Regions from separate parts of the Mus musculus genome. Here regions 2 and 3 are each linked to region 1. Evidence: chromatin contacts called from ENCODE Hi-C or POLR2A ChIA-PET data. All regions are on one chromosome and are shown on one strand. The core of a region is the stretch at or near the end of the contact, and the rest is flanking DNA. Distances in the headings are between cores, read along the strand shown.

Region 1 (4,067 bases), core at 999-3,498:
CAACGCTGTCTACCTGGCACAGAAATGTGCTACTTTCAGGTTTGTGTTCTTTTTGATTTTCCTAGTAAGCTAACAGCTCCTTACACAGAAACATGGGAAAGACTGAAGTTCGGCTCAGGACAGAGGAACATCCTTTGTGTCAGCAAAGTCTGCTGAGAACGTGTTTTGTGTACTTGACACAGAATGGGGATGGGGGGCAGTAACGCCAGAGGCCTCAGCACCATCCCAGTAACTTAGGGAGATGCCACCGTAGACTTCCAGTCCTCAGGTTAGTGCCGAATTCAGGGAACGGATGCCTGCCTGTGTGGTCTTCATTTTTTCAAATGGTAAGACACCAGTGGGTGTCTTCAAAAACCCTAATAGGAAACGAGACAGAAACAAATGATGAAGAGCTTGCTCTGGGCCACCAAGCTCTCAGGACCCAAGTTACTATATAAAGTGGCCATAGGGGCCAGACCTTTTTTTTTGTTTGTTTGTTTTTTTAAGACAGGGTTTTTCTGTGTAGTCCTGGCTGTCCTGGAACTCACTCTGTAGATCAGGCTGGCTTTGAACTCAGAAATCCGCTTGCCTCTGCCCGGCTGGGGCCAGACCTCTTAAAAGTATAGTCTGTTTGTTTGCTTTGGTTCTGTGCACCAGGAAGGCTGGGATGTCACCCTGAGCTGTAATCTTATTTCCCTTTCACTGCAGAAACGACTCCTTCAACCCCCACCTGGCATCCATCTAAGAGGAAGAATTCAGAACCGACTGTCCTTGGTGGTTAGCTGCCTTTCTTTTCAGACTGCCAGAGAAGAGGATAAGTTAATGGTGTTAAATGAAGAAACAGGGAGGGGGTGCAGCACTTGCCCTGCCTAGCCAGACAGCATCCTTTAGCCATCGCTGCAGAGAACAGGCTTTTCTTCCTATTTTGCTCTGGGCCAGGGGCCAGGGGCCAGTGCTCCTCAGTTCACTCTGGAGGGCAGAGGAGGCAGGGCCCTCTTCCTCTCTCCCATCAAGAGCCCAAGCCTGAGGCCAGTCGGCATGGCTCTGTCTGGAGGCTAATGGCCAGGGAGGAGGGTCAATGAGATTTGAGTGATGAGGTAGATGTGATTTGCCAGTCATCTGAGTCATCAGAACACAGCCCAGAGCATCCTCTCAAGTCACCTGGCCATCTCTGGGGTTTGCTGCCTCAACCCTCCTCCCTCTCTCCAGCAGCGGCAGAAAGGCTGTTTGTTCCCTGTGGGGTGACAGACCCCTCCCTGGTGAGAGTCCCAGCCAAGGGTGAAACCCTTCCTGAAGCTCTGGTGCTAGAGCCTTTTTGAATCTAAGAGTCCAGAAGACCCAGGGAGAAGTTGGGATTAGAAAGGATGGAGGCTAGGGCTCCTGGCACCTTTCTGTGTGGGAGACTTAGGCTTTCAGTAACCTGAGGCCGTTGCCCCGTGAGAGAGTTGAGGGGTGGGTAGGGAAGGCAGCTTTCAAGCATTAGAGAGAGTAATAGGTTTCTGGGAGACAGGCTGTAGACTCCCACATCCGTTAGTATTAACTTTTCCTCATTGAGGTGAGGGAAACCGAGACAGAGACCAGAAGACAAAAAGGATTATCTGGGTCAGGGCGTGGACCATGGGCTTGTGAATTCAGACCCCTTCCTCCCTTCTCTAGGGTAAGAGGGACTTGCAAGAATTCGAATATGAAAAGATAACCCAAAAGGCACCGTTTCCAACTCTCCCGCCCCCTTGCAGGCACCCCTAGGTCTGTGGGACCTGGCACAGTTCTTCCTCCAAGGCTGCCAGGCCAGCGAAGACTCTGGAACAGTGCCAAGCCGGCAGCCGCCGCAGTGAAGCGGTCATTCCAGAAGGCGACCAGGGCCAGCTCCATGCCTCCACAGCAGGGTAGAGGAACCTGACTGAGAGTCCTCTATCAGGGATACCTCTCTGTTGCTCCTCTGCTAGAGGGTCCCCGCTAGTAGTGGACAAACCTGAGCGAGCGCTGCTACTGCGTCCAAGAGTCTACAGCGACCGGGCCAGCTTCTGCCGCCTCGGCCAGTCATTCGAGCCCCAGGACACCTGTCATTGCTCCTTCAACCTTTCCAAGCCAGAAAACGGGAGTTAGCCTCTAGGCCTGGATCGGGGAGCAGCAGCTCGCAGCCAGCGCGCCGGGGGCCCGCCCCCTAGGGCGCGGGGAGGGGGCGGGGGGCTACGCGGGGCGGGGCCGGGCGGCGCCCGGGGTCCCCTCCCCCGCCCCCCTGACGTCAGCCCCCGACAGCGGCGAGTTCCTCACTTGGCTCGCGCCCTCCGTCGGGGAAGCATGGGGCTGCCCAAACTGGTGTGCGTCTTCTTGTTCGCTGCCTGCTGCTGCTGTCGCCGTGCCGCGGGTGAGTTCTTTATGTTGAGGGGGCTGTGGGGGGCCCGACCCGCGTCCCTCAGAGCCCAGGCGTTGGGAGTTTGGGGATGTCTTCGACGGAGCCGGACTGTGCCGCCTGAGTGTACCGGAGATCAGAGCTGGTAGCAACGTAGAGTCGGGGCTCTGCACCCCAGTGGGCGCTCCTTCTTGCCAGAGTCCCCGATTTCCAGGCGCCCCGCGTGCGTGCAACTTCTTTGCGGGTGTGCAGCCTAGGTTTTAGAGTATTCTGGGAACGGACTAGTCGGGTTGCTGCAGCAGCGAGCGGGAAGGGGTGGGGCCGAGCTTCTGCAGGACGCTGGGCCCGGCCTCCCGCAGGTGTTCGCTCTGGGTGCTGGATGCTGGGTGCTGGAGTCCCGGCAGAGAGGCGCAGCCGGGGCGCATCCCCAACCCGTGCATCCCGCGCCCGCCTGTTGCTGGAAAAGGCAGTTTCCCTAGCTGGAGGGGGCCGCCGACCCCTCCCCCTCCGCCTGGGCCTCACGCCAGTTTGGAGGTGAGCGAGGGAGGAGGCCGCTCCTGCTGGGGCTGGGCGTTGGCAAGGGCAGCGGGTGGTGTGGGTCTCCTTGCGCCTCCGGGTTTGACGGGATTACAGGGGAAAGACAACAGATGGAGAAGTTCTACAACAGTAACAGCTTCTGTGGTCCACTAGAGTCAGGTGGAGAGAGCCTGGCACCTCGGAGCTTTCCTTTAAGCCATCGAGTAGACATGCTTTCCTGGGTCCGGGCTTCCCTTGTAGGGCACACGCAGCGGTGTCGTGTGTTATTCTTGGCTCTTTCTCGCGTCTCAGCCACTGGTCAGGCTGGGGAAGGGGAGGACTGGGCATTACCCACTTCTCTGGCCTCTTGCCCAGTGCCAGCCACGTCCCTGGGGTACTCCAGTCTAGTGCCTCCCAGACTGACCTTATTTCTGGGGAAAGGGCTAAACCCAGCTAGGCAATCGCAGCACAGAAAACTCAGTTTCGCTCTGCCCTGCTCTTCTGGCCCTTAGAAAGCAGGGATTCAAAGTTCCTGCTGTTGGTAGAAGGCTATTCCCACCTTCCCTCCAGTCTGGAAGCCACACAGTCCAGACATCCCAGGGTCCAGGCAGATTGTGCTTAGTGACATCACCTCTTCTAAGAGCTGGCAGCATGCTGGCACCACTGACGTCACTCCTGCCCACTCTCTGGTTTTTGACCTAACCCTTGGCGGAGACTGACCCCTCTAGACTTGGATGGGGTCTTCAGATTGTATTGCAGCGTTTCTTGACATGCTACTGTGGGAACATAAATCATAGCCTCTGGCTAGAGTTGGCTCACTGTGTCTTCCAGAGGATTTGGGGGACAGAGGGTAGAATAGTGACGTCTTCGTGGAGGGGGGGCACACAAAGGGGCCTGTGTGCCCCAGCCTGGCACATGCCTTACATTCCCCTAGTCTGAGCTCACCAGGACTAGGAAGGGGCCCAGGAGCAAAGGGGCCTTCATCTTGGCCCAGAGCCCATGTTGCTCTTATCTGTCTCTCCACCAGCTTCTTCTAAGATATACCCAGTCACTCTGTCTGTGTTTCACTCCGTATTACACTGGGAGAGGTCTGACCCAGGTTGGGGGTGTGGGCTTGGTGAAGTTGAGGGTAAGGAGAGGGTAAGGCCCTCCCCAGACCCTTCAAGTGGGACAGCTGCAGTGAACCAGGAGAGGGGAGGGGACCGGACAGAACACCTGG
Region 2 (4,145 bases), core at 1,229-3,728, 190 kb after region 1:
TCTTGGCTCAACAGCTTAGGGCAGAAGGTTTCCCCTGCAGCCCCACTGTCTCCAGGGATCTGCAGCTTCCAGAGGCTACCTTAGAGGCCAGCTTGCCTTTGAACCTTGGGTAATTCTTCAAATCCCTGGAACCTCTCTGTACTCCCTGTTTCCCTCTTCACCCCTCCACCTCATCATTCACTGTAATCACAAATAGAGGTAAGTGACAATGACAACAAGAGAGTGACATGGTCACTGCTGGGCAAGGCTGAAGTGAAATGGTTGTGTCATGTGCTATAAAATAAGATGAAGAAATAAGGCTAAGCCTTTCCCCAAACAAACAGGATGTGAATGGTCAATGGTATCCTATCACGCTGCTTAAGTTCTTAGAAATAAAGACTAACTTATCATGTCTCCAGGAAACCCCATCAGAAGTGCTAGGAAGAGAAGCAAGCTCAGAGGGAGGGCTCAGGGGTCCCAAGCCTAGATAATTCCTTAGGGTGGACAGCAGGAGTATTAGGGAGCGGAAAGCCGATTAGCTTAGCTCTCGAAAGAGCCACTCCCTAATTCTTCTACAGCAGTGGAAAGCAGGGTAGAAGAACTACCTGAGGAAGGGGGCACAGCCTGGGCTGGGTATGTCCTGCAGGCTTGAGATAGAGAAAACAAAATGCACAGAGCTCATTCACTTTCCCTAGCAAACTTCCCTGCGGTGGCAGCTTTCTTCTTCAAAAGTCATGCCAGTTGGGGAGATGAGTGCTTAGTTCCCCTCTCTCCTCCCCCTGCAGGAGAGGCCAATGTCCAGCTGAGTCAGCTGTCCCAGGGACAAGGTACAGGAAGAGCCAGGTTGGAGGGGTAGGGTCAATGTATAAACTGACAGATGTCATCTGGCTTTCAGCTGGCCAGCTGACAAGAGGAAACAGGAGAACTTCTTGGGGGCCACTTCAGTCTCTAGGCATCTGGATTAATAGGGCAAAGCCTCCAAGCTCTTATGGCTGGAAACAGAGAAAGACCTGTTTCCACAAGGAGCTGATAGTCTGATGGCCAGGAAGGGAAATGGTCCAGAAATGGGAGACCTCTGCCTTCCACCCAACCTCAGTCTCATGACTCTGATTCCTGCCCACTTCCTGGGAGGCCAGATGCCCAGGGTGCAACGGGTGGAGGTGGCTGGCTGCTCTGGTTTATGAGCGACCCTGAAGGGGCAGCCCAAGTTCATGCATTAGAAAGGACGCAGGTTATCAATATGCCCTTTAACTAAACTACTTTCCTTTAACACTACACTGCAGGCCAGCCTGGAGGACTGTAGTAGTGAAATTACTAAAATATGGAGAGATGATTCAGTTACCGTGGGGGCTCTACCTGACCACCAGGGTTTGGGAGCCTGAAATCTTAACTGGGTGTGGTGGCATGAGGACCAGGCAAATTCCTTCTGCAGGTGCACCTGTCTCCCTTGGCCCAACCAGGCCAGTCTAGGCGGAAGTGCCCTAAGGCACACGGATTAGCGTTGCTATGAGAACAGTAACTTGTGCTGGGTTTAGAACCAGAGTACCTTGCTCACAAAAATAGAAAATTTGGTATATAACTGGACTTCTTTACAAGCCCCAGTCTAACCTGCACGCTCTTCTCTGATCTGAAAGAGAAAGCTGGAGGGTTCTCCAGTTGATCCCCAGCTCTAATCCAGCCCTCCTAACATGAGCAAGCTCTTCCCTAGAAGGCAAAGCTGAAGGGACGACACAGGGGCTCAGTGCAACTCACCCCGTCCCTGCAGGCCTGCTCATTCAAGGCTCGCACCCAAGCCCGTTGCCAGTTCTCCCGGAAAGACTTGAAGGCAAAGAGCGAAGCCAGGAGGCCCCGTACGCCGGCTTCCTCGGGGGTGCTGGTCCGGGTCGCCCGCAAACGCAGCAGCGAACGCCACACACCCAGCTCGCGCAGTGAACCCCCGGGCTCAGCAGCTGAGGCAGGTCGGGAGTCTCGGCCCCCATCGGCTCGCGACAGCCACAAACCCCGGGCATACTGCAGCATCCAGCCCAATACCGTGATCAGCGAGGCGGCGAAGAGAACCAGCAGGGCCGCCCAGCCCACATCCCGCTGCCCCCAGTCCGGATCCATGCTCCCGCGGGCTCGGGTCCCGGCTCGGGTTCAGCCGCTGCCCCGGGGGAGCATGGCCCGGATGGACCGTGGGGCGTGGGCGAGCTCCCCCGGGGCTGAGCGCGCGGGCTCCGGGGCTCTCCGGCGCCGCCGAGATTCCAGGACCAGTGGGTGCCACGGATGGAGAAGAGGTCCTCCGGGGTCGCGACGCTCGAGCTCTGTCTCCGTAGCCAGAGATCTGGATCCCTAACACCGGCGGTGTGACCCCAGCTAGGTTCCAGCTATCACCCGATTCCTCCCACGGCGTGGGGCCCCGCCGGACCCGGGCAGGGACCAGCCTGCAGAGATACCGGGGCTCGCGGGCCGGCACCGGCTCCGGGAGGGCTGCGTGCGCAGAACTGACACTGACAACACCGCCGGCGCCCCGCCCCCACCCGCCCTTAAAGGAGCCGCGCCCTCACCGGGCGGGGCTGAGCTAACCCGCCGCTCAGAGCTAGAGGAGGGTGGAGTGGGGGAGGGTTGAGTTGCACACGTAGAGGATTCCGGGATGAGAATAGGCGGAGTCTTTAGCTGTTCCGCCCCGTCCTGAAATCCCTGTGCACCCCTTCAGTACCAGGCAAGGGAACTTCACTTATCTGAGATGACGCCTGGTTCTCCCTACGTTTCTTAGATTTCTATGGGTTGGACGCCTGTAGGTTAAAAATTAGTCCCTGTGGAAATCACCACTCACTTTTAACACCTCCTGGCTCAGCAGCTTCTGGTCTTACTCCTTGACTGAAGCTAGCTAGGCACTGGGTGAAGAGGGAGTAAGGTGTCCCTCCCAGATAGAAGTGCCTGACAAAACCCAGCTAATGTCAACGGCGGCGAGAAAAATGAAGCTTAACGTGATAAAGGTTGGGAATAGAACACTACCATCGTCCTCCTTCCCCTTGGAGCTAGGATTCAGGAACCCCCTATTAACCTTGCTTGCGTGGGTTTGTTCTCGAGATATTTCCCAAGCCCAAGGCTGAGTCTGTTTTTAAAAATAATACATTTCCATAGTAACAGCTCCTGCCTGTGGAGCACGTGTAGAAGGGATGGCAATGAAAAGGGGAGCTAGCATTGTAGCACTGGACTATCAATAGATTTGGTCAAAAGTCTCTCATCCAAATATGTGGCATCCCGTGTAGTGCCACCTGACTGTCGTCCTAGCTACTTAGGAGGCTGAAACAGGGTGATACCTTTGCCAAGGAGTTTGAAACCAGCCTGGGTGAGAGCGCATCACAACCAAACCCCATCCCACACACCAAATATGTAATATCCCAGCCAACTCCGAAGAAATGGTGTTCCAGGAAGACTGCACAATTTACAACCTCTGGATGTACCCTTTTCTCTAGATCCTCATAAGATTGGAGCTCATCTTTGTTTCTTGGGGCCAGGGGAAGGTATCTATAAAAAAAGATTAGGGGCAATTCTTTTCTCAAGAGACATATATATGGTGAGGTGTCTGACACAATTTCTTCTGCGCACAAGATAGGATGTGATGTTAAATATCTTTCAAATCCATTTGTCTAAGGAACAAGCCCATGAGAGTAAACAATATAAGGTCTAGGGGTAGGTAAAAAAAAAAAAAAATGGCTGTCAGCAACAGAGCTGTCTGATCTAGAAGAGGAAAGGGTATGTAGCTTGAGATAGCCTGATTTTACTGCAAGGGGTGATAGACAGAGGTGAGATTGTGAGGCAACATTGCTGTGACCCTAACCATCCACAGCGAGCTCCAAAACTAATGGAGATCACTAGAATCTCCATCATTAATCTAGGAACAGAAGACATGGAGCCAAGGAAGGAGAGAACGCTGGGATATAACCTAGGAGAAAGGAGTCAGCAGGAAGAAAATCCATGTTCAAGGAACCCAGTGATGCAGGAAATTGTCGTAATGCAAGGTTCTTCTCCACCAAGATTCCTTCCTGAGGAACGCTGGTTCTTCTCCTCTGCAGAACTCTCTTCTCTGGCAGTGAGTGGGAGGGCTCACCTGTATGCCCCGCTCTATGAAGGCTAAGTAAGGACTGAATTCAAGGTCAGCCTGGAATATACAGGAAAGC
Region 3 (3,747 bases), core at 987-3,486, 240 kb after region 1:
GCTCTTCCAGAGGTCCTGAGTTCAAATCCCAGCAACCACATGGTGGCTCACAACCATCTGTAACAAGATCTGGTACCCTCTTCTGGAGTGTCTGAAGACAACTACAGTGTATTTACATATAATAAATAAATAATTTAAAGAATTAAAAAAAAAAAAAAAACACAGCTGGACATGGTGACATGCATCTTTAGTCCCAGCATTCCAGAGGCAGAGGCAGGCAGATCTTTGAATTTAAGGCCAGCCTGGTCTACAGAGAAAATTCCAAGACAGCCAGAGCTACACAGAGAAACACCAAAGAAAAACAATACAACAACTAACGACTTAAAGGAACAGGAGGGGCTGGAGAGATGGCTCAGTGGTTAAGAGCCCTGACTGCTCGTTCCAGAGGTCCTGAGTTCAATTCCCAGCAACCACATGGTGGCTCACAACCATCTGATGACCTCTTCTGGTGTGTCTGAAGGCAGCTACAGTGTACTCATATAAATGAATGAATGAATAAAAAAATATTTTTAAAAAAGGAACAGGAGAGGGGGGAAAGGAGGAGGGGAAGTGAGAGGGAGAGAGGGAGAGAAAAGGGGAGTGCACTAGAGAGATGTTGGGTGTCCTGCACAAGCCTGAGTACCTGAGTTCAGAGGAAAATATTCGCATTTTAAAAGGCCCTATGCACTTGTAATCACAGTGCTGTTGAGGTTGGAGTAGGGAAACTCACTGGGGCTTGGTGGGCACCAGCCTAGCTCCATGTTTCATGAGAGACCCTGTCTAAAAAAATAAATAAGGCAGAAATTGATAGAGCAGGACATCTAATGTTCTTTTCTGGACTCAGCACACACACACAAACACAAATGCCATATGTGTGTACAGCACACACAAAATGAAAAAAGCGAAACTCAACAGAATCGACAACTTACACATCTATCACTGGCAGATAAAGCCCACATTATGCACTGTTGTACACAATGTTGTACAGTAGTAACGAGGGAAATCCCACTGACACAGAAAATTCTTAGTTGAAAAATAGCAAATAATTGCTTTTTTTGTTATTGTTCGAAAAATGTTACTTTTCTAGAAAGAGATATGTGTATCATAATGAGCAGGAAGTTACATATCATGCTACAGATAAGAGTGGGAGGTTGTGTCAGGGGACTTACTTTTATTTATAAATCTTTTCTCTGGGTAGCAGTGTGTGTGTTTGGTTGGTTTCGTTTTTGAGACAGAGTTTCTCTGGGTAGCCTTGGTTGTTTGTTGTGGAACTTGCTCCGTAGACCAGGATGGCCTCAAGCAGGTAGAGATCTGCTTGCCTCTGCCTCCCAAGTGCTAAGATTAAGGCCACCACCACCAGTCCGTTCCTAATCTTTACATCACATGAATACTCATTTTTTAAAAAAAGATTTATTTATTATTATATGTAAGTACACTGTCTTTAGACACACTAGAAGAGGGAGGGCATCATATCTCATTATGGGTGGTTGTGAGCCACCCACCATGTGATTGCTGGGAATTGAACTCCGTACCTTTGGAAGAGCAGTCAGTGCTCTTACCCACTGAGCCATTTCACCAGCCCGAATACTCATTTCTTTTCTTAATTTTTGAACGGTGTTGTTGATGGAATCCAGAGCCTTAACTACGCCAGACAAGAGCTGTATCTCTGAGCTATTTTCCCAGCCCTGAACCATTCCTAAGAAGAAACAATGACGGTACCAAAGGTCAAGCCAATTAAAGTCTTATTTTTTAGTTTGCAATATCGTCTCTCGTACTATTGGGGTTCAGAGTTAAAGCCAATCCGTCACAAACACGGTTTATCTCCGGCCCATCAGCGAACATCATTCTTGTGGCTTAGGTTTTTCAATGAACCCATAAAGTTGGAGTGGTCCCCTGTTATCTTGCCCAAGTCCAGGGCACACGCATGCGCCTCTTCCGCGTCGCCGCAGCGAATGCAGCTCAGTATGATTCCGTCGCGCGGATGCCCCAGGTAACCGGAAGAAGGCCAAGGACTTCGCAATCCACGAGAGCACCTGCTCCCACGCGGGGTTCCGCTAGGGTTCCGCATCGAAGCGTCCGGCACCGATGCTGGCAGAAGTCCCGCGAGGAGTAACCCGGCCGCGAACCGTGACGTGGCCCAATCCGCAGCCAGCTCTGGCAGTTTCGTCCCAACCGGTACTCAGGCCCAGCTGCGTCCTCGAGGGGCGGGGCCGCAGAGGGGCGGGTCTTCTACGTGGACCAATGGGGTCTCGCGCCGGGTCTCGTGGGCGGTGCTAAGTGCGCGGCGCAGGGCCGAGCGGCAGGGGCGCCAATGAGCGTGCGCCGCGTCCGGGGCCGGCTGGTGCGCGAGACGCCGCTGAGAGGTTGGTGGCCACTGTAACAGTTTGCAAACGAAGGGGAGTTGTGAAGGGCCCGGGGTTGGGGTCGTGCTGCTGGCCGTGTGGGTACGTCCTCGCCGCCTTGATCCCGGAGCGAAGGACACAGGAGCTGAAGGCCAGAGGGAGCGGGGGTGAGGATGGAGCAGCCGTCGGGCCGCGGCTCCTAGGGGAGGCAGCGTGCTAGCTTCGGGGGCGGGCCGGTAGCCGGAGCGAGGGCCGCACGGACACCGGTCCCTTCGGTCCTGAAGTTCAGGCGCTGAGCTGCCCCCTCGCGCTCAGGGTGGGCCTGAATCCATTTCTGGGAGTGGGATCTTCCACCTTCGTCAGGTGAGGTTTAGGTGAACATCCACCCGGCTTGTAACCTTAGCCTGCACAACGTCTGCGTAGGCAGCGTGGCCCAGGAGTGGGATGGGCAAGGAGGGTGGGCTGGACAATGCTCAGGGAATTCAGAGAAGGGGACAAACCCTTCTGTGCCAGCCATCCCCAACGTCATCACCTTCCAGTTCCTGCCCAAGCTCAACCTGGCTTTCCCGGCCACCCGGGAACCCCAGGTGTGAGGTATTTGAGCCGATTTCGAGGGTCCTGGCCAAGCTCCAGGTGTCTGACAGGTACAGTGCTGTGGTGTGCCGATTGCTTACCTGTACGTAGACCGAAAAAAGGTCAACTCTTATTTGTCTAAGTAAGTGGTGGAGGGCCCTTTTGCTTCGGCCCGAATGTGAGACACTTGGGAGGATGTTTAAAATGATTGAAACTCCTCAGGAAGGAAGAGAAGAGGTCGAGCTGCTGTGCTTTTTTGCCAAAGTGCAACAGATAAGAATCTTTGAGCTTGTCTGTTCTGGGATGTGGTTCTGTTTCCTTCTTCATTCAGCATCCAGTTACAAGTGTTTTTCCTTTCCCATTAGGGTCACAATGGCAGCCACAGTAAGAAGGCAGAGGCCAAGGAGGCTACTCTGTTGGGCCTTGGTGGCTGTCCTCTTGGCAGACCTGTTGGCACTGAGCGGTATGTACCTGGCTAAGGTGTTAAAGAAGAATGGAAGGATAAGAGGGCACAAGGTGCCTACTCGAGTTTGGGGTTGCTGGATCTAGCCTTTTTCTTTGTCTTTGCCATGGAAAGCAGGCTGCTTCCATTGATTTGCCTTAGGAAGGCAGGAGGGTGTGGGAAGCAGAGAACTGACAGAGAAACCTACATTCTGTCTTCCCTTCAGACACATTGGCTGTGATGTCTGTAGACCTGGGCAGTGAATCCATGAAGGTGGCCATTGTCAAGCCTGGAGTGCCCATGGAGATTGTATTGAACAAGTAAGAGTAGATCTGGGTCAGGGGTGTGTTTATAATTTATAGTGCCCACTTCAGACTGTGATGGCTGAGCCCCCGTATGAGATCTGGTGGC

The links. A loop is a pair of places that touch in the nucleus more often than their neighbours do. ChIA-PET counts read pairs that join two places held with the same protein, here RNA polymerase II (POLR2A).
Region 2: POLR2A ChIA-PET joins it to region 1 with 16 read pairs in Patski. The contact joins the promoter of C2cd2l here to the promoter of Mcam in region 1. A Hi-C loop is called at or near these places in 1 of 37 maps with a recorded cell type or tissue (left cerebral cortex). POLR2A ChIA-PET finds 5 or more read pairs at or near these places in 4 of 5 experiments (Patski and embryonic stem cell).
Region 3: POLR2A ChIA-PET joins it to region 1 with 12 read pairs in Patski. The contact joins the promoter of Hyou1 here to the promoter of Mcam in region 1. A Hi-C loop is called at or near these places in 3 of 37 maps with a recorded cell type or tissue (adrenal gland, gastrocnemius and v-Abl transformed pro-B cells). POLR2A ChIA-PET finds 5 or more read pairs at or near these places in 2 of 5 experiments (Patski and embryonic stem cell).

Annotation. Positions count from the first base shown.
Region 1 is chr9:44,132,410-44,136,476 of GRCm38, forward strand. Mcam (melanoma cell adhesion molecule) reads left to right here and starts at 2,249. Exons shown (of 16, transcript NM_023061.2): 1 at 2,249-2,347. The coding sequence starts at 2,281. Gm10687 (predicted gene 10687) reads right to left here and starts at 2,076. Exons shown (of 2, transcript NR_152189.1): 1 at 1,952-2,076.
Region 2 is chr9:44,317,804-44,321,948 of GRCm38, forward strand. C2cd2l (C2 calcium-dependent domain containing 2-like) reads right to left here and starts at 2,479. Exons shown (of 14, transcript NM_027909.2): 1 at 1,732-2,479. The coding sequence starts at 2,085.
Region 3 is chr9:44,377,254-44,381,000 of GRCm38, forward strand. Hyou1 (hypoxia up-regulated 1) reads left to right here and starts at 2,237. Exons shown (of 26, transcript NM_021395.4): 1 at 2,237-2,342; 2 at 3,260-3,357; 3 at 3,563-3,656. The coding sequence starts at 3,267.